Linked DNA regions of Homo sapiens: region 2 is linked to region 1. A link is a loop called in an ENCODE intact Hi-C map of the cell type or tissue named here. Cell type or tissue: B cell. All regions are shown on one strand. Links, peaks and the distances in the headings refer to the core of each region. The heading gives the core; the rest is flanking DNA. Region 1 holds the start of HPRT1 (hypoxanthine phosphoribosyltransferase 1). Region 2 overlaps PHF6 (PHD finger protein 6).

What was found. A loop is a pair of places that touch in the nucleus more often than their neighbours do. Peaks named below come from ENCODE experiments on the same cell type or tissue, not always from the same donor. Only the 100,000 strongest peaks of a DNase experiment are listed, where the experiment ranks them.
Region 2: it touches region 1 in a loop (4-fold over the local background); 8 of 110 quality-filtered maps call a loop at or near these places.

What each region holds. Positions count from the first base shown.
Region 1 is chrX:134,451,318-134,467,576 of GRCh38, forward strand. It overlaps HPRT1 (hypoxanthine phosphoribosyltransferase 1), which reads left to right and starts at 8,848. Exons shown (of 9, transcript NM_000194.3): 1 at 8,848-9,021. The coding sequence starts at 8,995. RefSeq lists silencers at 8,720-8,839, 8,940-9,119. In B cell, for the core only: no CTCF peak of the experiment used is centred there; a DNase peak (open chromatin) is centred at 8,904; H3K4me3 peaks cover 1,353 bases; H3K27ac peaks cover 560 bases.
Region 2 is chrX:134,379,456-134,393,103 of GRCh38, forward strand. All of the region lies in intron 3 of PHF6 (PHD finger protein 6), which reads left to right. Among named protein-coding and RNA genes, the nearest start is that of PHF6, 13 kb to the left of the region's middle. RefSeq lists a silencer at 2,050-2,250. In B cell, for the core only: no CTCF peak of the experiment used is centred there; a DNase peak (open chromatin) is centred at 9,446; H3K4me3 peaks cover 413 bases; H3K27ac peaks cover 790 bases.

The DNA.
Region 1 (16,259 bases), core at 4,739-12,738:
AGCATTTGATAGAGGCAAGTACCAAAGGTGATGGAATGCAGGGCACAGATGGATCTGCTGGCCAGAGAAGGGACACCTCACCCCTAGGCCTGGAGGAAAGCGGGGAAGAAGCAGTGTAGATGTGGATGGAAAGAAATGGATGTGGTTCACACTTGAATCCTTCAATCTCTTCATAAACTAATGGGTTGAGTCTATTTTTCTACAGTGAGGATGGTGGAGGTTGAATGGGGATGCATGTTTACATTACTTTTTAAAAAGTCTTCACATCTGTAATGCCAGCACTTTGGGAGGCTGAGGCAGGAGGATCACTTGAGCCCAGGAGTTCAAGACCAGCTTGGGCAACACAGTGAGATTCCGTCTCTATAATTTTTTTTTTTGAGACGGAATTTCCCTCTTGTTGCCCAGGCTGGAGTGCAATGGTGCAATCTCGGCTCACTGCAACCTCCGCCTCCCGGGTTCAAGCAATTCTCCTGCCTCAGCCTCCCGAGTAGCTGGGATTACAGGCATGTGCCATCACGCCCGGCTAATTTTGTATTTTTAGTAGAGACAGGGTTTCTCCATGCTTGGCCTCCCAAAGTGCTGGGATTACAGGCATGAGCCACTGCACCTGGCCCTCTATAAAATTTTTTTAAAAAATTAGCCAGGCATGGTGGCACACGCCTATAGTTTCAGCCACTCAGGAGGCTGAGGTGGGAGGCACCTGAGCCCAGGAAGTCGAGGCTGCAGTGAGCTATGATTGTGCCACTGTACTCCAGCCTGGGCGACAGAGCAAGACCATGTCTTGAAAGAAAAAGGGGAGAGAGAGAGAGAGAGAGAGAGAGAGAGAGAGAGAGAGAGAGAGAGAAGAGGGGGAGGGAGGGAGGAAGAGGAAAAAGGGAGGGAGAGAGGGAAGAAAGGAAAGAGGGAGGGAGGGAGGAAAGAAGGAAGGAAGGAAGGCAAGAAGGGAGGGAGGGAGGGAAGGTCATGGTTTGGTCCAGGCATGGTGATTCACACCTGGTAATCCCAACACACTGGGAGGCCAAGGTGGGAGGATCCATTGAGGCCAGGAGTACAAGACCAGCCTGGGCAACATAGCAAGACCCTGTCTCTAAAAAAAAAAATTAGCCAGGCTAAGCAGGATCACTTGAGCCCAGGATGTCAAGGCTGCAGTGAAGTGAGCTATCATTATGCCCACTGGACTCCAGCCTAGGTAACAGAGCAAGACCCTGTCTCAAAACATTTTTGCCTTTTTTAACCTTTTTTTTTTCCTTCAGGGAGGTATGGCCTTAGACTATTCAGAACGTTACTGGTGGGAATAACAAAGGGAGCTGACCGAGGATTTATACAGGACCGTGGAGGGGTGTTTAGAGCCAAGTTGAGATCTGAGCCCATGAATCTGTACCAGTCTCCATGGTTGTGGGGTTTTCTCCAGCAGTACTCAGCAGCCTAGTATATGGACAGAGAAAATGGGGTGTGTTTTGAGCCAGGGTGTGGCTTAGCCATCTTGGCAGAGCTGAATCATAGGGTACAAAGGGCTTCCAGGAGTCAGGGAGAGTGATTCAGGTGGGATCCAAACAGAACTGGTAAGTAAAGGAAGTCAGGAACAGGGTGGGAGACCGTAGAATTGGAGATCTCCATGAATCTGAAGCACAATTAGGGTGGCTAGAGAGAACCGGAGAGGAAGCAAATCGCAGTCAGAGATTAGGATACTACAGTTTAAGGGCTGCCATGAGCAGCACTGGAAAGCGTCCCCATACCTTATACCACTGTAGGAGGCTATACATTCTAGTTTCCCTGAGACAGTCCCAGTTTACATGTTATTCTAACATTTTGTCTAATTTAGCATTTGTCCCAAACTTCATTTTCTAACAAAGTTTAAGTATTAATAGTTGCATTTAAATAAGCCAGGATGAGTCTGTTGGGCCACCATATTTTTATTTTTAGAGACAGCGTCTCGCTCTATCACCCAAGCTAGAGTGCAGTGGTGCAATCACTGTAACCTAGAATTCCTGGGCTCAAGCGATCCTCCCACCTCAACCTCCCAAGCAGCTAAGACTACAGGCACGCACCACCATGCATGGCTATTTTTTTTATTTTTTTGTAGAGACAAGGTCTCGCCATGTTGCCCACTCTGGTCTGGAATTCCTGGCCTCAAACGATCCTCTCACCACAGCCTCCCAAAGTGTTGGGATTACAGGGGTGAGCCACCTTGCCCAGCCTAGGACCACAACTTTTTAATTCCAACTTCTGCCTTGGTCTCATCTACTAGTTTGTGAGATGCATATACAGAGAACCAAGTTCTCACTTTAACACAGGGTTAAACCTAAAAGACAACCAGTGATAACCCTTCTCCCTTTCTCTAATCTTTTCCAAATACAATATAACTAACACCTCCCGCTCAAGGATAGCATGTAGGGCGTTCACTGATAACAAAGCAAGTGCAATCAGGCACTAGGGGTTAGGGACAACGAACTCATTTTATTCCCAGGTGGGAAGTGAGAGGAGTATTCACCATTGTGCGCCTTGCTGAATATGTGGTGTACCAGCCAGCTGTCCCCATGCCAAAGCCTGCAAGATACAGGAAGCTGCCAGGCCACCAGTTGGTAAGTCAGTGGATGCAGGAAATTATACATTTACATGTATGTAAAATATATTCCGGAAATAAAGGCAGAGGAGTCCTGCCATAGAACATATATCGAGTAGTCTGAATACTTTTGGTATAACAGTTATTCATTATACAATGTGTATCTACAACTCATGTTTTTATTTTTTTATTTTTATTTTTTTTTCTGAGATGGGGTTTCACTCTCCACCCAGGCTGGAGTGCAATGGTATCATCTCGACTCACTGCAACCTCTGCCTCCTGGGTTCAAGTTATTCTCCTGTCTCAGCCTCCTGAGTAGCTGAGATTACAGGTGCCCGCCACCACGCCCAGTTAATTTTCATATTTTTAGTAGAGATGGGGTTTCACCATGTTGGCCAGGCTGGTCTCAAACTCCTGACCTCAGATGATCCACCCACCTCGGCCTCCCAAAGTGCTGGGATTATAGGAGTGAGCCACCACACCTGGCCCAACTCACGTTTATAATAATTTTTTTTTCTAGAAACAGAGTATCACATTGTTGCCCAGGCTGGTCTTGAACTCTTGGCCTCAAGCGATCCTACTGCCTTGGCCTCCCAACACTGGGATTACAGGTGTGAGCCACTGTGCCTGGCCTATTTTATTGTTTGATAATGCTTTTTTAAATTTTGGAAACAACTTTTCCAGCATATAAGTTCAAAAACTAAAGTGCATAATTAATGAAAAAGTAAATACTGAATCTCTTTCTCAAGAAAGTTGATGATAAATGTATAACATGCATAAATCATTTGTCCGCATTTATCAGCCACTCACAGGGCACAATGATGTCACTGACCACATGAAAATCAGAAGACATAAATCTGCAGAGAAAGCATCAGTATCTACCTCAAAAGTTTGTCGGTTTTTTTTGTTTGTTTTGTTTTTTGAGACAGAGTCTCGCACTGTCGCCCAGGCTGGAGTGCAGTGGCGCAATCCCGGCTCACTGCAACCTCTGCCTCCCGGGTTCAAGCAATTCTCCTGCCCCAGCTTCCCAAGTACCTGGGATTACAGGCGCCCGCCACCACGCCCAGCTAATTTTTTGTATTTTTAGTTAGAGTCAGGGTTTCGCCATGTTGGCCAGGCTGGTTTCGAACTCCTGACCTCGTGATTCACCTGCCTTGGCCTCCCAAAGTGCTGGGATTTCAGGCGTGAGCCACCGCGCCAGGCCGGTTTGTAGTTATTTTAAGACTGTGGCCAAAGAGGTACAGCTGCAGAGAGGTATTTACATACTGCTCTGTGAAGGACTTTTGTTTAGATCAAATGACTTATTTAGATCAAAATTCATTGGCTCATTTTCCATTTTATGTTGCCTTGTACATGATGAAAAGTGAAGCACTACTTGTAATGCGTAGCTCTATTAGCAGAACTTCACAGTTAAATGATGCCAGTTTAATGTTGATATCTTTAGATGGTTCCAATAGAAAATCAGTTGTATTAGTCGGGGTTCTCCACAAAAACAGAAGCAACAGGATGTACCTGGATCTATCTCGATCTATCTATATGTCTATATGCGAGGTTGGGAGAGATTCATTTATTTTAAGGAATTGGCTCACGCAATTGTGGAGGCTTGTTGAGTCCAAAATCTGAAGGTGTAGGCCTGCGGTCTGAAGACTCAGGGAGGAGTTGCAGTTCCAATCCAAAGGCAATGTGCTGGAGAATGCCTTCTTGATCAGGGGAGGTCAGTGTTTGTTCTATTAAGGCCTTTAGCTGATGAGGCCCACTCACATTATGGAGGGTAATATGCTTTCTCAAAACCCACCGATTTAAATATTAATCTCATACAAAAAACACCTTCACAGAAACATCCAGAAGAATGTTTGACCAAATATATGGGCCAAGTTGACACATAAAACTAACCATCATGGCCAGGCACGGTGGCTCACGCCTGTAATCCCAGCGCTTTGGGAGACTGAGGCAGGCAGATCACGAGGTCAGGAGTTTCAGACCGGCCTGGCCAACATGGTGAAACCCCATCTCTACTAAAAATACAAAAATTAGCCCGACGTGGTGGCACACACCTGTAATTCCAGCTACTCAGGAGGCTAAGGCAGGAGAATTGCTTGAACCCGGGAGGTGGAGGTTGCAGTGAGCCCAGATCGCGCCATTGCACTCCAGCCTGGGTCACAGGGCAAGACTTTGTCTCAAAAAAAAAGAAAAAGAAAGAAATTAACCATCATGTTAGTTAATTCCAATTATGGTTCAATTTTACACCCCATTTATGGAATAAAAGTAAAGTTTATGGAGGCCGGGCACGGTGGCTCATGTCTGTAATCCCAGCATTTTGGGAGGCCGAGGCGGGCAGATCACCTAAGGTCAGGAGATCGAGACCATTCTGGCTAACACGGTGAAACCCCGTCTCTACTAAAAAATACAAAAAAAATTAGCCAGGCGTGGTGGCAGGTGCCTGTAGTCCCAGCTACTCGGGAGGCTGAGGTAGGAGAATGGCGTGAACCCGGGAGGCAGAGCTTGCAGTGAGCCGAGATCGCGCCACTGCACTCCAGCCTGGGTGACAGAGCGAGACTCCGTATCAAAAAAAAAAAAAAAAAAAAAGTAAAGCTTATGGAAAGTTATTCTGATGAAAGTGAAACATCTGGCATTATTGAGAAAACCATTATCAACTCATTGAAAAAGTAAACATTTAGTATAAATATTTTTGTGATGATTGTTTTTCATAGAAATACAAATTTTGGCGGAGCACAGCACCATGGTTAAAAACAGACTTCTTAATAAAGAAATTTCTAGAGAAGAAATACAGTTGGACTTGGTTGTGGCGCACAAATAATTCATAATTGTGTTCAAACAAGTCGATTACAAAATTGTTTCTGGCTGGGTGCAGTGGTTCATGCCTGTAATCCCACCACTTTGGGAGGCCGAGGCAGGCGGATCACCTGAGGTCAGGAGTTCGAGACCAGCCTGATCAATATGGTGAAACCCTGTCTCTATTAAAGATACAAAAATTAGCCGGGTGTGGTGGCGTGCAACTGTAGTCCCAGCTATTCGGGAGGCTGAGAAAGGAGAATTGCTTGAACCTGGAAGGCAGAGGTTGCAGTGAGCTGAGATCACACCGCTGGACTCCAGCCTGGGTGACAGAGCAAGACTCCATCTCAAAAAAAAAAAAATTGTTTCTGGAAAGGCATCGGGAAGAGGAATCTTAGGTTACACTCATGCTTTCCTTATTTCTTCCTGCATGCAGATATTCCAGTAAAGAACAGTGACATACCTAGCATATAGGACGTCCAGAGTAGATAATTTTTTAACATTTTTCACCTCTATGACAAAATCATTTTCAATAATAATCATATAATAATTAGGAATAATTATTTTCTTGCTTTTGTCTGTAGTGGGAAAACAATATTTTAGAAGAATACATTTCCACTTTAAATATAATGTGGAAATTCAGTAAACCATTTCATATGTGAACCAGATTTTCACTTACCAAGAAAAAGTCTTACATCTTGCAGATTGCAGTGTTTGCTGTTTTCCATTTTAAATACAAATAAAAAGTCCAAATTGTCACACAGAATGACAAGATTGAAAGAACAGTACTGTTTCTTTGTTTTTACAATCATCTGGCTATCATTATTTGTTTCAAATCCACTATTAAAATACAGGAGTATCTGGTACTGCAGGATTTGGAGAAAGGAACTGCAAGCCAGAGGCAAGCTGGAAGGATTCTGAATTGTTGGGTACCTAATTTAGAAACAAATTTGAGTAGCTGAGACCACATGTGTCAGGGGACGAATATATAACCGGAAGTTCTCTGAATTAACTTCCTGATAGAACACAATGTTTGTTAAAAGGATAAGTAATGAAAATGTTCTAATATGAATTTCAAGTTCTATGCCAAATAGAAATGCATTCATATATTCACCAAAAGATATGTACAAAATGTTCATAGTAGCATTATTTCTAATAGCCCAAACCTGGAAACTGCCCAAATGTCCATCAACAGGGGAATGGATAAGAAGTCTTAGAGGCAGGCTGGGCGTGGTGGCTCACATCTGTAATCTCACCACTTTGGGAAGCCAAAATGGGCGGATCACCTGGGGTCAGGAGTTCAAGACCAGCCTGGCCAACATGGTGAAACCCCATTTTCTACTAAAAATACAAACATTAGCCAGGTCTGGTGTCACACGCCTGTAGTCCCAGCTACTCGGGAAGCTGAGGCAGGAGAATTGCTTGAACCCGGGAGGCAGAGGTTGCAGTGAGCTGAGATCATTCAACTGCACTCCAGCAGAGCAGCAGAGCGAGACTCTGTCTCAAAAAAAAAAAAAAAAGTCTTAGAGGCTAGAAGAAAGTGAACTGTTTAAGGCAAAATTATTATGGAACACGTAACATTGGTATCATCATGTATTGAGCCAAGCTCTATGCTAGGCACTTTTGCATATATTATTTTGTTTAATCTTCACCACACTCTGTGACAGAGATATTAACCTCATTTGACGTATAAGAAACCAAGCACGCAGGGACCAAGGATCTTGCCCAAAGTCAAAATGCTATAATAGTGGGGAACCCAGGATTTGAACTCAGTCCAAAGCCCATACATCCCTTTTCCATTACAGCCTGCTGCCTCTCCAGGATAAAGAGGGAAGACAGGGAAAGTAGGGAAGTATGGACTTCACAAATTCATACATGCTAAAATTATAACAGCTACTGTTTCTTGAGCACCTATTATGTGGCAAATACTATATGAGGTACTTTACATAAATGATTTTTAGAATTCTCGTAAAACTCTTCATGGCAGTAGTTATTATTCTCTCTCTCTCTCTTTTTCTTTTTTCTTGAGACAGGATATTTCTCTGTTGCCCAGGCTGGAGTGCAGTGGCACAGTCTTGGCTCACTGCAGCCTGGACCTCCTGGGCTCAAGCCATCCTCCCACCTCAGCCTCCCAAGTAGCTGGGGCTACAGGCACATGGCCACCAGGCCCAGATAATTTTTCATTTTTGTAGAGACTGAGTCTCACCATGTTACCCAGGTTTATTATTCTCATTTTTTAGATGAAGAGACTGAGGTCCAGAGAAGCTCAATGACTTGCCTAGTTTTACAAATCTCCTGCCATCACATACCCCTCAGCGTCCTTAATAAGAGGGAGGCCACCAACTATGTGCTGGGCACTGTGGTGGATGCTGGAGCTATAGGGTTGAGTATATAAGAAATGGTGTTGCTGGAGCAACTGTTGCTTGCTTACCTGACCTATCTGAGAATTAATTAGCAGGGGAACATATTTTTGTTTTCAGATTCAATATAAGAACTTGTGTGGGCAAAAATAAAGATCAGTAGTAATAACAGTAGTTCCCATTTGCTGACTGTACTGTCCTAAGTGCATATATATATACATACACACACGCATACCTATACTCCTCTAATACTCAAAATGATCCTGTTTATGTATTGTTAATATGCTCATTTTATTTTTAAATTTTTATTTATTTTTATTTTTATTTATTTTTGAGACGGAGTCTCATTCTGTCGCGGAGGCTGAAGTGCAGTGGTGCGATCTCAGCTCAGTGCGACCTCCGCCTCCCGGGTTCAAGTGATTCTCCTGCCTCAGCCTCCGGACTAGCTGGGATTACAGGCGCCCGCCTCCACGCCCAGCTAATTTTTGTATTTTTAGTAGAGATGGGGTTTCGCCATGTTGGCCAGGCTGGTCTCGTACTCCTGACCTTGAGTGATCCACCTGCCTCGGCCTCCCAAAGTGCTGGGATTACAGGCATGAGCCACCGCGCCGGGCTAATATGCTCATTTTAGTGAGGCAAAAATAGAGGCTCAGAGTCTGATTTGTACAAAACTACAGAGCAGTTAAGTGTCCTCTCAGATGTGTACCCTGATCTGGGTGACTCTAGGACTCTAGGTCTCAACTGTTACAACCAGTTAAGGGTTTGGGGAAGCACTGGGCCAAGAGTCAGGAAAATGGAAGCCACAGGTAGTGCAAGGTCTTGGGAATGGGACGTCTGGTCCAAGGATTCACGCGATGACTGGAACCCGAAGAGCCGGGGCCCGGTTTACGGCCGCCATGAAGCAACGCGCGCCGGTAGGTTTGGGAATCAGGGAGCCCTCTGAATAGGAGACTGAGTTGGGAGGGAAAGGGGCTTCGCTGGGGGAGCCTCGGCTTCTTCTGGGAGAAAATTCCCACGGCTACCTAGTGAGCCTGCAAACTGGTAGGCGCCGGCGTAGGCGCGCGGGCGGGGCCGGGGGCGGGGCCTGCGGGGCGTGGCGGGGCGGGCAGAGGGCGGGGCCTGCTTCTCCTCAGCTTCAGGCGGCTGCGACGAGCCCTCAGGCGAACCTCTCGGCTTTCCCGCGCGGCGCCGCCTCTTGCTGCGCCTCCGCCTCCTCCTCTGCTCCGCCACCGGCTTCCTCCTCCTGAGCAGTCAGCCCGCGCGCCGGCCGGCTCCGTTATGGCGACCCGCAGCCCTGGCGTCGTGGTGAGCAGCTCGGCCTGCCGGCCCTGGCCGGTTCAGGCCCACGCGGCAGGTGGCGGCCGGGCCCTGAGGCGCGGGATCCGCAGTGCGGGCTCGGGCGGCCGGGCCCAGGGAACCCCGCAGGCGGGGGCGGCCAGTTTCCCGGGTTCGGCTTTACGTCACGCGAGGGCGGCAGGGAGGACGGAATGGCGGGGTTTGGGGTGGGTCCCTCCTCGGGGGAGCCCTGGGAAAAGAGGACTGCGTGTGGGAAGAGAAGGTGGAAATGGCGTTTTGGTTGACATGTGCCGCCTGCGAGCGTGCTGCGGGGAGGGGCCGAGGGCAGATTCGGGAATGATGGCGCGGGGTGGGGGCGTGGGGGCTTTCTCGGGAGAGGCCCTTCCCTGGAAGTTTGGGGTGCGATGGTGAGGTTCTCGGGGCACCTCTGGAGGGGCCTCGGCACGGAAAGCGACCACCTGGGAGGGCGTGTGGGGACCAGGTTTTGCCTTTAGTTTTGCACACACTGTAGTTCATCTTTATGGAGATGCTCATGGCCTCATTGAAGCCCCACTACAGCTCTGGTAGCGGTAACCATGCGTATTTGACACACGAAGGAACTAGGGAAAAGGCATTAGGTCATTTCAAGCCGAAATTCACATGTGCTAGAATCCAGATTCCATGCTGACCGATGCCCCAGGATATAGAAAATGAGAATCTGGTCCTTACCTTCAAGAACATTCTTAACCGTAATCAGCCTCTGGTATCTTAGCTCCACCCTCACTGGTTTTTTCTTGTTTGTTGAACCGGCCAAGCTGCTGGCCTCCCTCCTCAACCGTTCTGATCATGCTTGCTAAAATAGTCAAAACCCCGGCCAGTTAAATATGCTTTAGCCTGCTTTATTATGATTATTTTTGTTGTTTTGGCAATGACCTGGTTACCTGTTGTTTCTCCCACTAAAACTTTTTAAGGGCAGGAATCACCGCCGTAACTCTAGCACTTAGCACAGTACTTGGCTTGTAAGAGGTCCTCGATGATGGTTTGTTGAATGAATACATTAAATAATTAACCACTTGAACCCTAAGAAAGAAGCGATTCTATTTCATATTAGGCATTGTAATGACTTAAGGTAAAGAGCAGTGCTATTAACGGAGTCTAACTGGGAATCCAGCTTGTTTGGGCTATTTACTAGTTGTGTGGCTGTGGGCAACTTACTTCACCTCTCTGGGCTTAAGTCATTTTATGTATATCTGAGGTGCTGGCTACCTCTTGGAGTTATTGAGAGGATTATAAGACAGTCTATGTGAATCAGCAACCCTTGCATGGCCCCTGGCGGGGAACAGTAATAATAGCCATCATCATGTTTACTTACATAGTCCTAATTAGTCTTCAAAACAGCCCTGTAGCAATGGTATGATTATTACCATTTTACAGATGAGGAACCTTTGAAGCCTCAGAGAGGCTAACAGACATACCCTAGGTCATACAGTTATTAAGAGAAGGAGCTCTGTCTCGAACCTAGCTCTCTCTCTCTCGAGTAATACCAGTTAAAAAATAGGCTACAAATAGGTACTCAAAAAAATGGTAGTGGCTGTTGTTTTTATTCAGTTGCTGAGGAAAAAATGTTGATTTTTCATCTCTAAACATCAACTTACTTAATTCTGCCAATTTCTTTTTTTTGAGACAGGGTCTCACTCTGTCACCTAGGATGGAGTGCAGTGGCACAATCACTGCTCACTGCAGCCTCGACTTCCCGGGCTCGGGTGATTCTCCCCAGGCTCAGGGGATTCTCCCACTTCAGCCTCCCAAGTAGCTGGGACTACAGGTGCGCACCACCATCCCTGGCTAATATTTGTACTTTATTTTATTTATTTATTTATTTATTTTTTGAGATGGAGTTTCGCTCTTGTTGCCCGGGCTGGAGTACAGTGGCATGATCTCGGCTCAGTGCAACCTCTGCCTCCCGGGTTCAAGCGATTCTCCTACCTCATCCCCCTGAGTAGCTGGGATTACAGGCGCCTGCCACCATGCCTGGCTAATTTTTTGTATTTTTAATAGAGACGAGGTTTCACCATGTTGGCCAGGCTACTCTCGAACTCCTGATCTCAGGTGATCCACCCGCCTTGGCCTCCCAAAGTGCTGGGATTACAGGCGTGAGCCACTGCGCCCGGCCTAATATTTGTATTTTTTGTAGAGATGGTGTTTTGCCATGTTGTCCAGGCTGGTCTTGAACTCCTGAGCTCAAGCGATCTGCCCGCCTCTGCTTCCCAAAGTGCTGGGATTACAGGCATGAGCCACCGTGCCTGGCCTAGGTAGACGCTTTTAGCTTTGGGGTGTGATGCCTGCCCCAGTATATAGTGAATTTAATTATTGCTAGAGCTGGCTGTTTGTTAGTTTTCTTTGAACATAAGATACTCATTGTTTTTAGTTTGCAAATCCCTCTTCCTTTTTAAAAAATTTCTTTCCCTTAAATTGTTTGCATGTTAGCAATAACAAATGCTTAAATGGTGCTATGTGCTAGATACTCTTCTAAGCCCTGTTATGTATATTAACTAATTTTTTAAATTACACAAATCAGAGAGGTTAAGTAACTTGCCCAAGATTACCCAACAATACTAGGATTTGAACCTAAGTTTGTCTCACCCCAGATTCTGCTCTTAATCTCTAAACTTTTAAGTTAGTAGTGACAATAGTAGGTATTTATTGAATACTTAACTATGTTTTAGGCGTTGAAGTAAATATTTTGCAGGCATTATCTAATGTAAACACCCTAAAGTTACATAACAGGTACCCTTTAGGTAAATAAACACTAGTATGACCTTGGAGGCACAGATAGTTGAAGTAACTTGCCCAATATCACTTACATGAAATTGGCCCTCAAATGTGTCTGATACAACCCATGCTGCTTGTAACTATCGTTTTAAACTGCCAGGGTAAACTTGGACACACTTGAGCTAAGAAAAAGCTTTTAGATTTTTGCAAATTAATGTGAAAGATATGCTTTATGTGGATATAATATCTTCTAAATTTCGGGGATGGTAGTCCTAGAAATGTAATCCTGCCCTAGCCGAGCTTACCCTGCCAATAATTTTTTACAGAATTGGTAAAACGGAGCACCTTTTTTTTGTCCTTGGCCACACTGTTATCAACAGGGTGTAGATTGACATCAATCTGTAGGTGTAAACCAGAATTACTCTTTGTGACCACCAGGAAATAGAGCAGTTCAGTTCAGGGGTTTCTTTCTGTGAATTTAGCACTGTGACCTGCATACTACAAGTCTACTTTGTTTTCTATCCATTGTTTGTATCTGGGTATTGCAAAAGGTAGGAAAAGGACCAACCAGATCAGCAGAGAAGAGTTGCCTTGGAGTTTTCTTTTAGTTTTCTGCAGTTCATTAGATAGTAACTAGGCCATGTCATTTTACTCCCTTGTAGTGAAGATATGTTGAAGTTGTACTGGTATACTCTTCTACCTTTCTGTAATTTTATATTGTGTAGACTTGATAAAATTTATGTGTCAATCACCACCATTAATATCAATATTGAGCCTCAATTCTTATTTTTCTGCCCAGTGGCTGCCAAATTACTAACATTTACAATAATTCACTACTACTAAGATAATCTACTAGTTCGATCACATACTTCAAATTGTTATGGAACTACTGTCTTCAGCATTGTGCTTCTGATAACTGATAAGTATAATTTTTTTTTTGTCCAGAGTGAACATGTCTATTCTTCCACTGTACACACTAATAAAAGGAAAAATTGTAATATTGGGTAAATTCATGTCCTTACACATGTAGTAGTTATGAGCCCATGTCCCTAGAATGAGTAATAATTTATCCCTCCCTTGGTTGAATAGTCAAGAATGCTGATTTTAATTCTTCTAACAGCTTTATCCCTCAGAAGGGAAGGCAAGCAAGTTATATATGTAGTTTATTTGTAAGACTGATATGAAATTGGAAGATGAATCTACTATTAGCTTTAATTATTTTTACATTTAGGAATATTGCATCAGTAACTCATAATTTTGGTTTTCTGTTATCCTGAGTTAACACAAATTATCCAAGGAGATGGCGGATCATCTGCTTTGAGGTGTTTTTTTTTGAGAATTTTAATGTATCTGAATATAAAAGGTAAAAATATGCCAACTAGCAATTTCTGCCCATTCCAGAAGTTTGGAAATATTACTCATTACTAGGAATTAAATAAAATATGGTTTATCTATTGTTATACCTCTTTTAATTCACATAGCTCATTTTTATCTTTTATTTTTGTTTGTTTTTTTTGAGATGGAGTCTTGCTCTGTCACCAGGCAGGAGTGCAGTGATGCAATCTCGGCTCACTCTAGCCACCGACTCCCTGGTTCAAGCGATTCTCCTGCCTGAGCCTTCTGAGTAGCTGGGATTACAGGCAGGCACCACCACGCCCAGCTAATTTTTGTAGAGACAGGATTTCACCGTGTTGGCCAGGATGGTCTCCATCTCCTGACCTCATGATCTGCCTGCTTCGGCCTCCCAAAGTGCTGGGATTACAGGTGGGAGCCACTACGCCTGGCCCACATAGCTCATTTTTAGACTCACTTCCATTAAGTCTTGTTTGGACCCACGAACATTGTCTTTTTTTTTTTAAGATGGAGTTTCACTTTTGTTGCCCAGACTGTAGTGCAATGGTGCAATCTCAGCTCACTGCAATCTCTGCCTCCTGGGTTCTAGCAATTCTCCTGCCTCAGCCTCCCGAGTAGCTGGAATTACAGGCGCCCGCCACCACGCCCAGCTAATTTTTGTGTTTTTAGTAGAGACGGGGTTTCACCATGTTGGGCAGGCCAGGGGTGATCCGCCCACCTCAGCCTCCCAAAGTGCTGGGATTACAGGTGTGAGCCACCGCATCTGGCCAACATGTCTTTTTTTTTTTTTTCCTTTTTAACCACAAAGAGACTTAAGCAGTCCTTGTCACAGATGATGAATTGATGTTGCAAGTATTGTCTTAGCTTGGATTAATTTTCTTGCTTACTGTAATTTTAGATAATATAGCTTTGTAATTAGAGATTTTATGTGTAAACCACAAAAATGTTTACATGAAGGCCATTATTACAGATGTGACGTGCATAATTATTAGTAATTTGTATGTTTACATGGGTCAGTCTGGCAAAAAATTATGAAGTTTTAAAAATTAAAAAAAATTATAATGCCAGTTTTACTGGAAAGTAAAATTATTTCAGTAATCGATTATAGCAAAAGTATTGATTTTCATTCCAGACAAAAGTCAGAATGAAAGGTAATTTCTCAATACTCTTTCAGATTAATAAAAGTACCTGTAGCGATTTTTATCATTCACAAGTATATCACAAGTAAGTTAGAATTTGAGAACTGTGTTCTAGATCTCTGAGGAGATGCAGTCAGATTTCTGAACTGTCTCAGCAAATGGTAAGTAACTTAGAGCTAGTAATTAATAACCTGTCCTTTGATTTCTGATTCAGCCAAGAATGGCCATATTTGGGAAAGGCAGATCTGGAGAGTAACCACGTTTTCATTCATTTACCACTTCTAGGCCCCTCCAGAGCTCTCAGATATTTTGGGGTTGAGCCCTTCCCCAAAGCCATACAGGACCTTTTTTTTGTGATCTGTTCTAGCCATTTTTATGTTGGGTGCTTGTTATGGACTGAGCATTTATGTCCTCCCACACCCCCCCCATACCTTTTTTGAAGTCCTAACCCCCAGTGTGATGGTATTTGGAGACAGGGCCTTTGGAAGGTAATTACAGTTAGAAGAAGTCGGGAGGGTTGGGCCCAGGTCTGATTGGATTAGTGCCCTTATATGAAAAGACACCAGGACGGGCGCAGTGGCTCACACCTGTAATCCCAGCACTTTGGGAGGCCAAGGTGGGTGGATCACGAGGTCAGGAGTTTGAGACCAGCCTGGCCAATGTAGTGAAACACCATCTCTACTAAAAATACAAAAATTAGCTGGGTGTGGTAGCGGGCTCCTGTCATCCAAGCTACTCGGGAGGGTGAGGCATGAGAATCACTTGAACCCGGGAGTTGGAGGTTGCAGTGAGCCCAGATTGTGCCACTGTACTCCAGCCTGGGTGACAGAGTGAGACTCTGTCTCAAAAAAGAAAAAAAAAAAAAAAGAGACACCAGAGAGCTTGTTAGAAGAGGTCATGTGAGCACACAGTTAGAAGACCTTCAAGCCAAAGAAGAGGCCTGAGATTGAAACCTACCTTGCAGGTACCTTAATTTTGGACTTCCCAGCCTCCAAAACTGTGAGAAATAAGTTTCTGTTAAGTCACTCAGTCTGTGGTATTTTGTTATGGCAGCCTGAGCAGGTAGTTGTTCTTTCAGAAGGTGTTGATAATAACCACATGCAACACCAAGTCACAAATAATAAAACAGATGTAACTTATATTCATACAGAAAGTTGGGCACTGCCATTGCCTTGTTGGTTTACACGGCTGTGCTAGTTCAGTAGCAGAAAGGTGCTGGTCTCCTTTACTCAGTTTACAATCTAGGCAGTAGAATGTAATCACTGCTTTAAACTTGATACTGCTTAGGGAGAGAATCATTGGTGCTGGGTAACTTTGGGTTCTAGGTTTACTTTTTGTGTATATATAACTGTTTTTGGTAAATCACAAGTTTCTGGGCTTGTCGAATTAGATTTTGTTACAGATTATGAGCTTTATTATGCTATACAGTTAGTTGTATGTATATATGCCTTTCCCACTAGATTTTAAGCTTTTTTTTTTTTTTTTTTTTTGTGACGGAGTCTTGCTCTTGTCGCCCAGGCTGAAGTGGAGTGCAGTGGCACAATCTCGGCTCACTGCAGCCTCCACCTCCTAGGTTCAAGCGATTCTCCTGCCTCGGCCTCCCAAGTAACTGGGACTACAGGCACGTGCCACCACACCCGGCTAATTTTTGTATTTTTTGTAGAGACAGGGTTTCGCCATGTTGGCTAGGCTGGTCTTGAACTTCTGGCCTCAGGTGATCCACCCGCCTCAGCCTCCCAAAGTGCTGGGATTTACAGGCATGAGCCACCACGCCCAGCTATAAGCTCTTTAAGGGTTGTAAATTTATAATCATTCTTTTACTCTCCTGCAAATTCTGTTGCACACTGCCTTAATCAAGGTAGATGCTGAATGCATTTTTGTATAATTGAATATGTTGCAATCCCCAACTCTCTCCAACTGTTCCTGTCAAAGCAGCCACTGGATTGTTAACTAATCCATATTAGATGGGGTTAATTAATATCAGATGGGACAAGTAAGGGCTAA
Region 2 (13,648 bases), core at 5,622-13,621, 71 kb before region 1:
TTTTGAGACAGAGTTTCACTCTCGTTGCCCAGGCTGGAGTGCAGTGGCGCAGTCTCAGCTCACGGTAACCTCTCTCTACTGGGTTCAAGTGATTCTCCTGCCTCAGCCTCCCAAGTAGCTGGGATTACAGGCATGCGCCACCATGTCTGGCGAATTTTGTATTTTTAGTAGACACGGTGTTTCACCATGTTGGTCAGGCTGGTCTTGAACTCCAGACCTCAGGTGATTTGCCCAGTTTGGCCTCCCAAAGTGCTGGGATTACAGGTGTGAGCCACCACGCCCAGCCTAGAAAGCCCTGTTTTTCAAATGTGGATTTTATTTGGTGGTTTTAGGTTTCTTCACGTTACTGTGCTGATTTCTGAGAACCATAGCACTATGTTTTTATTTCCTAGTCCTTAAAATAAATGCAGATATAAAAAAGAATGATACTTACTTGAAAGTGATTGTGCTGTAAACCTTATTACCCCTTTATTTATTGCTTGACATTATGACTATCCCTGGAAAATATTTCTGTATCCTGACTTGTTAGCATTTTGTCACTTGACACAGCTTGTATAGTCAGAACAAAAGCAGTTTTGGTCCCTAATGTTGAAACATTATTAACAAATGCAATGCCTAGTGTTACACTACATGAAGCAACAGCATACATCTGTCAATATTGCGAAGTTCAGTGGAGATTTAATTTATTTGGACCTTTTTTTTTTTTTTTTTGACAGAGTCTCGCTCTGTCGCCCAGGCTGGAGTGCAGTGGCGTGATCTCGGCTCACTGCAAGCTCCACCTCCCAGGTTCACACCATTCTCCTGCCTCAGCCTCCCAAGTAGCTGGGACTACAGGCGCCCATCACTGTGCCTGGCTAATTTTTTGTATTTTTAGTAGAGACGGGGTTTCACCTTGGTCTCAATCTCCTGACCTCGTGACCTACCTGCCTCGGCCTCCCAAAGTTCTGGGATTACAGGTGTGAGCCACCGCGCCCGGCCTTGGACCTATTCGTTAAAGCATCAGAACTTTGTATGAGTTTTACTATTATAAATTGTTTTGATTAATTTTTAGTGTTATAGTGTAGGGAGATAATTTTTTCCCCAAATGTAGTGTGTTACAAATAACGAAATTTGTTCCTTGATCTAGGGAATGGAACAATACTGGGAATTGAGAACACAAGCTTTAGTGACAGACTTGAGTTTGAATCCCAGCTCTGTCATTTACTAGCTAGGTGATCCTGATTAAGTTATTTACTTCTCCAGGCCATGTTTTCCTCACCTGCAAAAGGGGTTAGATAATGACAGTACTTGCCTCCCAGAATTATTGCCAGAATTAAAAGAGGAAGTATATAGGATTTAAGGTGGTGCTGGGCACATGGTTAGGACTTGATAAATAGTAGCCACCACTTATTGTTTTTGTTTGTTTTTGTTTTTGAGATGGAGTCTTGCTCTGTTGCCCAGGCTGGAGTGCAGTGGTGCGATCTCGGCTCACTGCAGCCTCCACTGGGTTCAAGCAATTCTCCTGCCTCAGCCTCCCGAGTAGCTGGGACTACAGGTGTGTGCCACCATGCCTGGCTAATTTTTAATTTTTTTTTTATTTTTAGTAGAGACAGGGTTTTGCCACATTGGCCAGGCTGGTCTTGAATTCCTCACTTGAGACCGTCTGTCCGCCTCGGCCTCCCAAAGTGCGGGGATTCCAGGTGTGAGCACTGAGGAATAGTGGCAGAAGGGAAGAACTTTTGCTCCGTTTCCTTCCCTTAGAATGTCAGTTTAAACAACTTATATAGGGGATAGGAATGTAACATACGTTTAGGTTTGAAATAATTTTTGAAACTCCTTTTAGCCTTCAGTTTTGCTTCTTTCATTATATCATTTTTACATGATGTGCTATCAGGTAACCAAAATTCTAGATTTAAGTTTGATTCTCTACTATTCCCTGTGTCAATTTGTCTAAGCAATAAAAGGGCTATGAATCAAATAGGAGGGGGGAAAAAGAGTGAAGAGCTTAATGTAACTAGATAAACTGCATATAAACTAGGTAATCAGCTTCCCTAATTGACATTTTTTTTTTTTTTTTGAGATGGAGTTTCGCTCTTGTTGCCCAGGCTGGAGTGCAATGGCGCGATCTCGGCTCACTGCAACCTCCGCCTCCTAGGTACAAGCGATTTTCCTGTCTCAGCCTCCCAAGTAGGTCAGATTACAGGCATGTGCCACCATGCCCAGCTAATTTTTTTGTATTTAGTAGAGACGGGGTTTCACCATGTTAGGCTGGTCGCGAACTCCTGACCTCAGGTGATCTACCAGCCTCGGCCTCCCAAAGTGCTGGGATTACAGGCGTGCACCACCATGCCTGGCCCCTAATTGACTTTTTAAGGCATTTTATCCCGTGAGCCTGTTTGCTTTGGCTCCTGTTCATCTGGATTTCTAGGTGAAAAGTAGGTCATGAACACTCATTCAAAATCATCGAAAACTGGAGTACTGAACCCTGAGTGCTTTCAAGACAAATTTCAATCTGTACCTGGTGTTGACTCCAAAGTTGCTCGCTTGCCCCAAAGAAAAGAACAGAGAGATAAGGAGGCTAGGGCTTGAGGTTAAAGTGTACGTATCAACAGCCAGGTGGGTCAGAGTTGAGGATGAGAGGGCTCAGTAGAGCAGGAGGTGTGAGTGTTTGGTTTTTATGTTCTTGCTGCCACAGGCAATTTTCCAAGGTTCATGTCAGCCACAAGGATCAAAGGAGGAAAGCCATTCTGCATGAACATTTTCATCTCCTTTACACGGTCTTTAATTATATAGCACCAAGATGGACCAGGAAAAATTTGCCAGAGTACTAAGGCTTTTATGATTTGATGCCCTGTTTTTGCAGTTTAGACAGATATATATTTTTCCAGTATGATTTCCAGTTTCTACTGAAGCCATATGGAGATACCACATCTGTACCATCTATTCTTACTTAACTCCAGTCATCTAGCCAAGAAATGCAAATTTCCAAGTAAAATTATGAGTTAGCACTGCTTTTTTGAATTTAAGGAGATACTTGAAAGAAGGATATTTGAAGAATTTACCGTTTCTGGATGAAGCTAGCTGGTGAGATTACTAAGGGTATCTACTATCTACATTGGATAGCTATTCTTCTTTTTTTTTTTTTTTTTTTAAGATGGAGTTTCCCTCTTGTTGCCTAGGCTGGATTGCAGTGACATGATCTCGGCTCACTGCAACTCCGCCTCCCAGGTTCAAGCAATTCCCCTGCCTCAGCCTCCCCATTGGCTGCAATTATAGGCGCCCACCACCACGCCCAGCTAATTTTTTGTATTTTTAGTAGAGACAGGGTTTACCACGTTGGCCAGGCAGGTCTCAAACTCCTGACCTCAGGTGATCCGCCTGCCTCTGCAGATAGCTATTATTCTAATTGGTACCGGTGTCAGATTATATCACAGATTACAAGAAGAGAAAGAGTTCAGAAGGCCATTTAGTTCACCTGTCTTACCCCTATGCAAGATTTCCTACAAGCCACTCAAGATAAGATTTTTGGCCTAAGGATTGGCTGACACGTGTAATCCTAGTGCTTTGGGAGGCCGACTGGGAGGATTGCTTGAGGCCAGGAGTTGAAGACCAGCCTGGACAACAAAGTGAGACCCCTATCTCTACAAAAAAATTTAAAAATTTTGAAATGTGGCATGTTCCTGTAGACCTAGCTACTCAAGAGGCTGAGGTGGGAGGATTGTGTAAGCTCAGGAGTTCGAGGCTGTGGTGAGCTATGATTGTGCCACTGTATCCATCTAGCCTGGGTGATAAAGTGAGGTCCTGTCTCAAAAAAAAAAATTTTTTTTTGCCCTGTTTTTAAATATATCAAGAAATTGTAATTCTACCCAAGTAACCTGAAACAAGACCAGTAATATATAACACTCTTCAGAGTTGAGAAATTCATCCTTCTGTATAAATTAAGTATTTCTCTTAATTTAAAGCCATTTTAGATCTGTCTCCTTCCATTAAATAAATATTTGAGTTTTTTTTTATTATTAAAAAACCCTTCATATACTTGATGACTGTCCTCAGGTCACTCCTAAACGTTCCCTTTTTTCACACTAAATTTTACTCATGTCTTATGAAATCCTCTGAACAGTTTTCCTGCTTTTTCTAGTAGTAGAAATAGAAATAGCTAACATTTGTTAGACACTTAACATGTGCTAGGGACTATGCTAAGTTTTTTAATTATATGATCCTTTTTAATGCTGATAATCATGTTGTGAGATAGAGAAGTATTCTCATCTTACATGTGAGGAAATTGAGGCTCAGATGAGTTAAGTAACCTGACTGTAGCTAGTAAGTGGCAGAGCTGGGATTTGAATCCAGGGTCAGTTGACTCCCAAGCCAGAACTCCTAATCACCAGGTTACGCTAGACTATCTTTTAAGCTACCCACTCCAAAATCACTTTTAAAGAAACATAAGGATTACAGCTTAGCAGTTTTCTAATAAAGATGGAAATAGTACTGAATTTAGGACATAATCAGACTCCTATTAATATGTTCTGTTAAATAGTAATATCTTGTTAATTTTTAGGACAAAAACCCTATACACATCCTATGTAAGAATATTGTGATTATTACCCTCCAGATACTTTTTAGCCTCTGAAAATAAAAAGACCATTTCCACATAGTCTTCACTTTGTTATTTACTCAGTACCACTGGAGTACTTAGCATTTTAAAGAAACAGGGTGTCTTCTGTCTGGGAGGAGTCTTACCTATTGAGATAGTTCAGACTGCTTCCTAGAGCTGGTAAGGTTAAAAAAATGGAATGAGTCTAGGAAATATTAATAGGTTAGCCATACCAGAATAGGTCTTTGAGACCCATTCCAGTTGAGTAAGGTGGGATGATTGCAGGGTCTTCCAACATTAGAGAAGAATTTCAACTCAGATAGGAAGGGATGGGGAAGGGTAAAAGCAGGATTTTTCAGGAGACAGGTGATATACAATAGTCACTGTGGAGAATGAAGTATAATAATGGCAGCATATTTGTCTACTCTACATAGATGTCCTGCAGGCATCTTAAACTCAACCTGTCTTAAACCAGTATTCATTACCACCCCGCCCACCACGCCCACTCCCTGAAACCTGATTCTTCTTCTGAATCCTTTACCATCAACTCTTCCTTCTTCCATATCAGTCACGTCAATTCTATTTGTGGGATATCTCTGCCTTTTCTTCTTTCTTTCTTTCTTTCTTTTTCTTTTTTTTTTGAGACGGAGTCTTGCTCTGTCGCCCAGGCTGGAGTACAGTGGCACGATCTCGGCTCACTTCAAGCTCTGCCTCCTGGGTTCACACCATTCTCCTGCCTCAGCCTCCCGAGTAGCTGGGACTACAGGCGCCCACCACCGCTCCTGGCTAATTTTTTGTATTTTTAGTAGAGACGCGGTTTCACCGTGTTAGCCAGGATGGTCTTGATCTCCTGACCTCATGATCCGCCCGCCTTGGCCTCCCAAAGTGCTGGGATTACAGGCGTGAGCCACTGCGCCCAGCCTGCCTTTTCTTTCTTAATGCTACCCTATGTCCAGTCTTGCTCCTCCCACCCTTCCAACATACTACTGGTAGTTACTTGATCTCTGCTTTTAAAAGCTAATGCCACTCCCTAACTGGAAACCTTTCATGATTTCTTACTGCATACAATATAATGTCCAGAGGCCTCAGCCTGCCATTCAGAAGTCTTGTCTTAACCCACTTTTTCCATCCTTATCTCATTCTCTCTCCTCTAGGTTTTCCAAGCATCCTGTCTCTGTCCCCGCTGCGGTGCCTGTACTGATGTTCACCTCTGCTTGCGGCTCTTTTTTCCTCCTAGCTGCCTCTCAAAAGTTCTGTCTGTTTTTGAGATCCAGCTCAAACTTCACACTTCATTTCTGTCATATAGCATAACACAATATGCGTTGTATTTGATACACATGTGCAAGCCTTTTTTCTCCACTGTATTGTTGACTCTGGGAGAGTAAGACTGTATTCTCTTTGCCCAGCCTAGCATGATGTGGGGATAATGCATAGAAAACTCTTAATATGGTGCTTGATGTCTTCTTTGTACTCAATAGTGTTCTAATAAATAAGTGGGTGCTCATTGTTGGTGGACTTTGAAGATGGAAAGGGCTTCAGCTGGATAATAGTGTGAAGCCTTAATAACAGGCTAGGTATAAATTGAACAGGGAAGTCATGGCGTAGCACAAAATTCCTCTCTTTTGGTTAATTAGTATTTTAGTGTTGTTTACAACTTGAGCAGTTTGAAAAGGGAGGAGAGTAATTTAGAGGGAAAAATGACGTTGGTTATTTTTTTTCCAGAGAGTAGAGAGCTGTGTATGCCTCAAACATGAGAGTTTTCATGTTTCTTCAGCCTTCACTCCCTCAGTATGGTTTTGTGTTTGTTGTTTCCTTAGGTATTATATTTGTCAAGGCCCCATATAGTATAGAGTTTAGAATTCAACTGTTTATCAAATACTTTAGTGCCCACTTTCTACCAGCACAATGCTAGGTACTTTGAATGTAAACATGAATAAATATGGTTTAACCTTAGAAGTATTTAAAGAATGGCACAGGAGAGCTGGGAAAGAGGATCACAATTAATTATGAGAAGTCAGAAGGCTCCATAGAAAACGAGAGTTGAAATGTGTTCCACCAGGAGAGTGATGCTATGGAAGTCAAAGACAAACAATTTCAAGGAGGAAGAAGTGGTCAAAAAATATTAAATAAGTATTAAATGCCAGTGCTATTTATAGTAGATTGTGTGACTTACTTAGCGTTCAGTAGGGGCAAAATGGAATACCCACATTGTATAGAATGCTGCCACTTTGCTTTCTGCAATCACAGAAGCTGAAGATTCTGGATGACTATTGGTGCTACTAAATCGTTAGAGCAGAGGTACCTAACCAACTCTACTAAATCAGAAAAGGGGCAGGGGTGAGGGTTGGGTTGCAGGCACAATCTTTTGAAAAAGGTTCCCAGATGATTTTTTTTTTTTTTTTAGACTGAGTCTCACTCTGTCGCCAGGCTGGAGTGCAGTTGTGTGATCTTGGCTCACTGCAACCTCCGTCTCCCTGGTTCAAGCGATTCTCCTGCCTCAGCCTCCCGAGTAGCTGGGATTACAGGCACACGCCACCACGCCCAGCTAATTTTTGTATTTTTAGTACAGACGGGGTTGGGAGTTTCACCATGTTGGCCAGGATGGTCTCGATCTCCTGACCTTGTGATCCACCCGCCTCGGCCTCCCAAAGTGCTGGGATTACAGGCGTGAGCCACCGTGCCTGGCCTCCCAGGTGATTTTTGATGAACAACCCTGGTTATGGACCATTGCCTTGTGTCAGGGGTTGGCAAACTTTCTGTAAAGGACCAGACAATATTTAAGGTTTTGTAAGCTATGTGGTCTCAGTTGAAATCACAGACAATACACAAAGAAATGAGCATGGCTGTGTTTTAATTAAACTTTTTATTTACAAAAAGTTTTTTTGTAAATAAAACAAAGTTTGTAAATCCCGTGGATTAGGCCCACAGGATGCCTTCTGTAGGGAGGAAAAGAGGTAACTTTTCTTCCTGAAGATTTATTCAGTGGCCTCATTGTCATCTGTGTAGCTAAGCGTACATGCATTGTGAATGTATTCATATAAATGTGATTTTTTTTAAAAGCTCCAGTTATGGCATGCAGATTAATTTTAATGTATGCAGATATTTTACCAGTCATTTATATTAAAATGAACTTTACTTTTGAGGTGATAAAGGAGAATGAATGTAAGGTCAAAGAGAAACTTGGAAGTGTAATGATGGAGGAAATTGGGTCTTTGGCTATTACTGAATACATTTTTTTAATGCATAATTTTTTTATTTGCCTCCATTTAATACTTTTTGGTAACTGGGAATACTGTCAATTAATTTCATTATAAAATCCTCATTTATTTTTGCTAATGGAGGAGATCCAAAACCAATAATATAAACAAAATGTATTCTTGGTGTTGGGGGCTGTCTTGGTACTTATTTGAGCATAGGTGTGGATGAGGTGTTCTTCACAGACTAAATATAGCAAGCGGCATAGCAGTTTAGAGTACCCTCAGCTGGAAAAACCCATACACGAGAAAAGCTTGGACATAAAAATCTGAGCTCAGAAAATGTCTGTCTGAATCTTTCAGATACACAAAAAGAAACTTCAGAAACTCCAATAAGATAATTTATATTCCTCATCAATCATGATGCAGAAAGTCAGATAGAGTTGGAGTATGTGATATTCTGAGCAAGGTCAGGAGATGAGGTTAAGGCTTAGTTCATTTCCCTCCAATTTCCAAGACATCTGAAATAATCTATTCAGTAACTACTTAGATTTAGTCTGTTAAATCTAGTAAAAATTTAATGAGTACTTTTCAGTGGCCCTATTTTTTAGAAGCACCTGGAATTTAAGGTCCTAATCTGTTTTTCAAGCAACTTGTCACTTTTCAGTGACTGACAGCTTTCAGATTTCACTGTTTTCTGGCTTTCCATTTAAACCTTAAAAGTAGTGTTTAGTTTGTGTTCTTATGAGACCTCCTTCAAAATGCTGTATTTTTAAAAAATAGTAACTAAAGGATCAAACAGAAACAGTTATGAGTTCGTATTCCACCCTCCCATGAAGTGGCACTTTTTAAGGAATTTTTAACACATAAATTTAACAAATAAAAACTAAAACAGCAGTTAACCAGATAATTCAGAGCCACTCTGTTGTCTAGTTATTTGGATATGTGAGGTATTACTATAAATAAAGCAATGAAGCTGGAGTTAAGGAGCATTTTTGGGGCATCTCTGAAAACTTGCCCCTAACTGTACTGTCACTTTCTAGTTTTTATTGGAGGTAGTATTACCTGTTATTAAAACAAAAAGCCAAGCACCTGCGTAAAGTAAGCTGCTTTCACTTTGTTTTTGGCTCGTATCTCCTGTGCAAATATCCTCAGTACAGCGTTCCCTACTCCAAGAGCTTTTGGCATTTTTTTTTCTTTGCCTACAGGCTCAAGAACGTGACCTCTTTTTGTACCCTTCTTTGCCTTGTCTGTGCATTTGTAGCAGTTTTCTGGGAGCAGGTTTCTTTAGAACAGTTAACTGCTTGGCTGTGAGAATGTGTATCTATACACTGATAGTCAGTTACTGACAGACATATTAGATATAGGACAATGAAGCTGGACAAAGCTAAGTTGCAGACAGCCTTTCCTCCATCAGTTCCCTATGGCTCTATCTGACCATTAGGTTCCAGCTTTTCCCCAAGAGCCTTGTCGTAGAAGTTGGCAATCTCATTTTCATTTTACTCCCCTATAGTTACTGAGAAAGCAATATTTTTCCTTTTGCTCTTTAAGACTTCTTTTTGCAAACTGAATTTCAGTCCTGTCCTAGTTAAGTTGACTGAGGAGCAGGTATGCCCCAGCCTCTGGCTCCTACCCGACATTAGCTAAGTCTCAGTCCATTTAGTTCCTTGTGTCTCCTCTCATGCATGACTTAGTTCCTCTTTCATCAGTGGGTCAGCTCCTTGAGACTCTGCTTATGTTGCACAATTTAACCTTAAGTTAGTGTAGCTTCTAACAATACGATAGAGACGCCATGCAAATATCTGTAATAAGACAGGACCTCTTTTTCCAGTATCCCTAATTTGAAGCTGTTAATTAATTATTAAGGTTTACTAGGTCGACTAGGTAGCAAACTGAATAGGGGAGTGAGAGAAAAATTATTATTAATGAAGAAGTTTTCACCTCTATCTAAATCAAGAACTTGAAATCAGGATACAAGCAGGATAAGCTGAGAATTAACATGTATGCCTATGTTGGAGGCAGGAAATTAGCCCTCAACAGAATATCTGATACATGGGGCAGGCCTTTTTTGCGGGGAGTTGGGGAGAGGTCTTCCATTGTTTTTGAAAAACATGTTTCTGTCAGGTTAACTTTCATTTTCCCACGTTTGAGGGAGCCATGGATACTGTGCAAGCATGATGGTACATGGCAGCTGACAGTCATTCTGCTGAAGGCCCAGTAGGGACTGTGGTAAATTGGAGAGCAAATGTTTTGTGTAAAGGGAGATACTGGAGCCATTATTAGGGTATAACCAACCAGGTGCCTTGTGGTAGAGGGGTCCCCATTTTCCAGTTATTTCACCTTTTTCTAGGGAAGGCCTCTTTGTTTTATTTTTATTTCCTATAACATTTTTTAAGCTGGACTAGCCACCTATCTGGTTTCTCAGCTTCTTTAATTTTTCTTTTTATCTCATCTTAGTTTTCAACCTTGTTTCTAGCGGGGCTAATCTTTTCCCTGAAACATTCTTGCCACGTTCATTCTGTGCTCCTCCAACTGGATTGATCTCCCCAATTTCACCATTCCCAGTCCTAGATCAGAATGTTTAAATATTTTTAGAAGTAGCTGAAGATAATTATGTTAAATCTGCAGGTATTAGAAACATGAATGAGAAAAAATATGCCATAAGATTAAGATCTTCAATAATAGAGTATGTTTGCAATGACATACTTACTGAACAGTACTTTGTAAGGCACAGTGTTACTCTTCAAAAAAAAATTCTGTCTAGAATGAATTGATTGATAAAATTTATGTATTTATAATCAGCCATATAATGGAGTAAAATGATAAGAGCCAAAATGAACAGTATATATCTTGAGTCCCATAGGAGTTTAGAGAAAAAGGATTATTTTAGAGGTTGGAATATAGCATGGTAGACTAAGATAATTTTCCCTTTTTGTATTCATAGGTAAGCAAGCAAATGTAAACATTGTATTTTGGCTTTATTATGGATAATTTTTGCTATTTTGTTAGTACCTTGCCAGAAATTTGACTGCTTGTATGTGAATGCTGCATAAAATAGGTCCTGGGAATTCTAATTTAGCAAAATTCCAACTCCTAACCTTGTAAAGAAGTTTCCACTCCGAAAATATTTTTTATTGGTATGTCTTCCTCTTTCTTGTCTTTCTTGAGTGAAACTGACTATAAAAATAAAGTAAGCTTTAAAAAAATTATCTGTCCTGAGTTGCTGTAGTTAACTGGTTATTTGCAAAATGCATGTATTTCACCATAGCAGCTTAAAACCAGTTACTTTGGGCAGATTTAAATTTATAACCAGCCAAAAACTATTTTGGTATATTTTGGGTTTTTGGTTCCCATCTTATTCTCACCAGACTGAGAGACGGGTATTGAAAGCATTTACTAGAGTTTTCCTAATTTGTTTTTTAAATAATATTTTTGCATATAAAAGTACTTTTGCCCATTGTAGAAAAATCAAAATACAGGGCATTATGAAGAAAACCAGCCACCCAGAGATAGCCACTTAGCATTTTGCTGTTTTTACTTGCACCTGTTTTAAAGAATCTATGTTATAAACATAGTTGGGTTCATAATTCACATAGTTTTGTATCCTGCCTCATTTTTTTTAACTTAACATTACACATAGATCTTCCTGAGCCATTCCAATTTCTTTGAAAAGAGTGGCTGTAGAACATTCTCTCATATGTGTATACTATAATTTATTTAAACATTTTTCTTTTTCTTTTTTTCTTTTTTTTTTCTTTTTTTTTTTTTTGTGATGGAGTTTCACTCTTTTTGCCCAGGCTGGAGTGCAATGGTACAATCTCAGCTCACCGCAACCTTTACCTCCCAGGTTCAAGTGATTCTCCTGCCTCAGCCTCCCGAGTAGCTGGGATTACAGGCATGTGCCACCACACCTGGCTAGTTTTGTATTTTTAGTTGAGATGGTGTTTCTCCATGTTGGTCAGGCTGGTCTTGAACTCCTGACCTCAGGTGATGCGCCCGTCTCAGCCTCCCAAAGTGCTGGGATTACAGGCGTGAGCTGCTGTACCCGGACCTAAATATTTTTCAATTGTTGATAGGTGGTTTTACATTTTAGACTGTTCTAAATAATTCTACAATGAATGTGCTTGTGCATTAATTGCTTGAGTGTGATTATTTTTTAGACTAGGTTTATAGAGTAAAATTACTGGCTTAGAGAATACAAATTTTTTAAAAACCTTGTTGAATAAGGCAAATTGCATTCTAGAGAGTATGTACCAATTTCCAGCTGTATACAACAGTGCCCATCTTAACTGTATCTTGTCAATGTTGAGCTCAATATAGTATTTTAAATGGCACCTCTCTTTTCAGTTTTGCTCGCTAATTGAATTTAATATATTTTTTTCAAAATGTACCCATCTAAACCTGTTTTGGATGTAAGTTTCAAGATAAACTACTTTCCCTAAAGTTCTTAGTGAAGTGGGATAATGTTTGATGCGTTAAAAAAATAGATTGCAAAATAGTATGTGTAGAATTACGTTTCACTAAGCATTGTAACACTGTGAGGCATCTCTGCTTGGTGAGTATGAGTGATTTAAAATTTTTCTTTGTGCTTTTTTGTTTTCCAGAATTTCTTTAATATAATAGAACTTTGTAATTAAGCTACAGTTCAAATGCTGTACCTCCTTAAGAATTTATAAGCCATCCAAAAGCTTTGCCTTCTTGATAATTTGGCATAGTATTTCTTTTTACAGTAATACTTTGAAGTTTCTGTATTTATTTAAGGAAGAAAGGGGTATTTCTTGTATCAATAATGGGCACTGGCCCTCATGTTTTCTGGGAAACAGCTGTAGTGAGACTGTTTCTGTTTCTGACATATGAATATTTTTTAAATGATAGCCTGAATGAGAGTTTTAGTGTTTGACTTGCTTAGAGAAATGTAAGAAATTTTATTGGAATTTATATTAGCCTCTTGGTACACCAATATTGCTTAGAGGCCGAGTAATCCAAAAGTTAGGAATGCTAAGTGTTCTTTATGTTCAAATTAATAAAAAGAGGGATGAGAACACTTTAGAACAAGGTGTCCAGCAACCAAGAAGCAAATGAACAGTTTTTTAGATTTAGCTTGTTGTGAATCTATTTTGGCATGTCATGTACAGTTAAATGGCCTCATTATAAAAGTTCACTTGGTACAGTACATTATGATATGTTAATCAAAACCACTGAAAGTCATTGTTATGTAACTTTTTAAAGATAACTTTTTTCCTAAATGTAGAGCATGAGCTAGTTAATCAATATGAATTATCCATTAAATTCAAAAGGTAAGGTATAATAAAATACATTGAAAGAATCTGTTCTTTTATCTGTTTGCCTGAATTCATAGTGCAAGAGGTAAGTGACATAGATTAAATTGAAATACTGTGCATATTTTCATAATATAATCAACTTGACATCACAAAATAGTCTCAGAGCTCAAGGTATTAAAAAAACTACCTAATTCTTTCACCTTGTCTCCTTCCCTCGCTTTAAATGGATTTTACTAGGTTCTCAAATAGTAAGTTATGTGAGATATTTTTCCCACAGAGTCTCATTAATTAAGTGGATTTTTTTTTTTTTTTTTAGACGGAGTCTCGCTCTGTTGCCCAGGCTGGAGTGCAGTGGCACGATCTTGGCTCACTGCAGCCCCCACCTCCTGGGTTCAAGCAGTTATGCTTCAGCCTCCCAAGTAGCTGGGATTAGAGGCATGCGCCACCACACCCCAGCTAATTTTTTTGTATTTTTAGTAGAGATGGGGTTTCACCATATTGGCCAGGCTGGTCTCAAACTCCTGACCTTGTGATCTGCCTGCCTCTGCCTCCCAAAGTGCTGGGATTACAGGCATGAGCCACCGCACTTAGCAATTAAG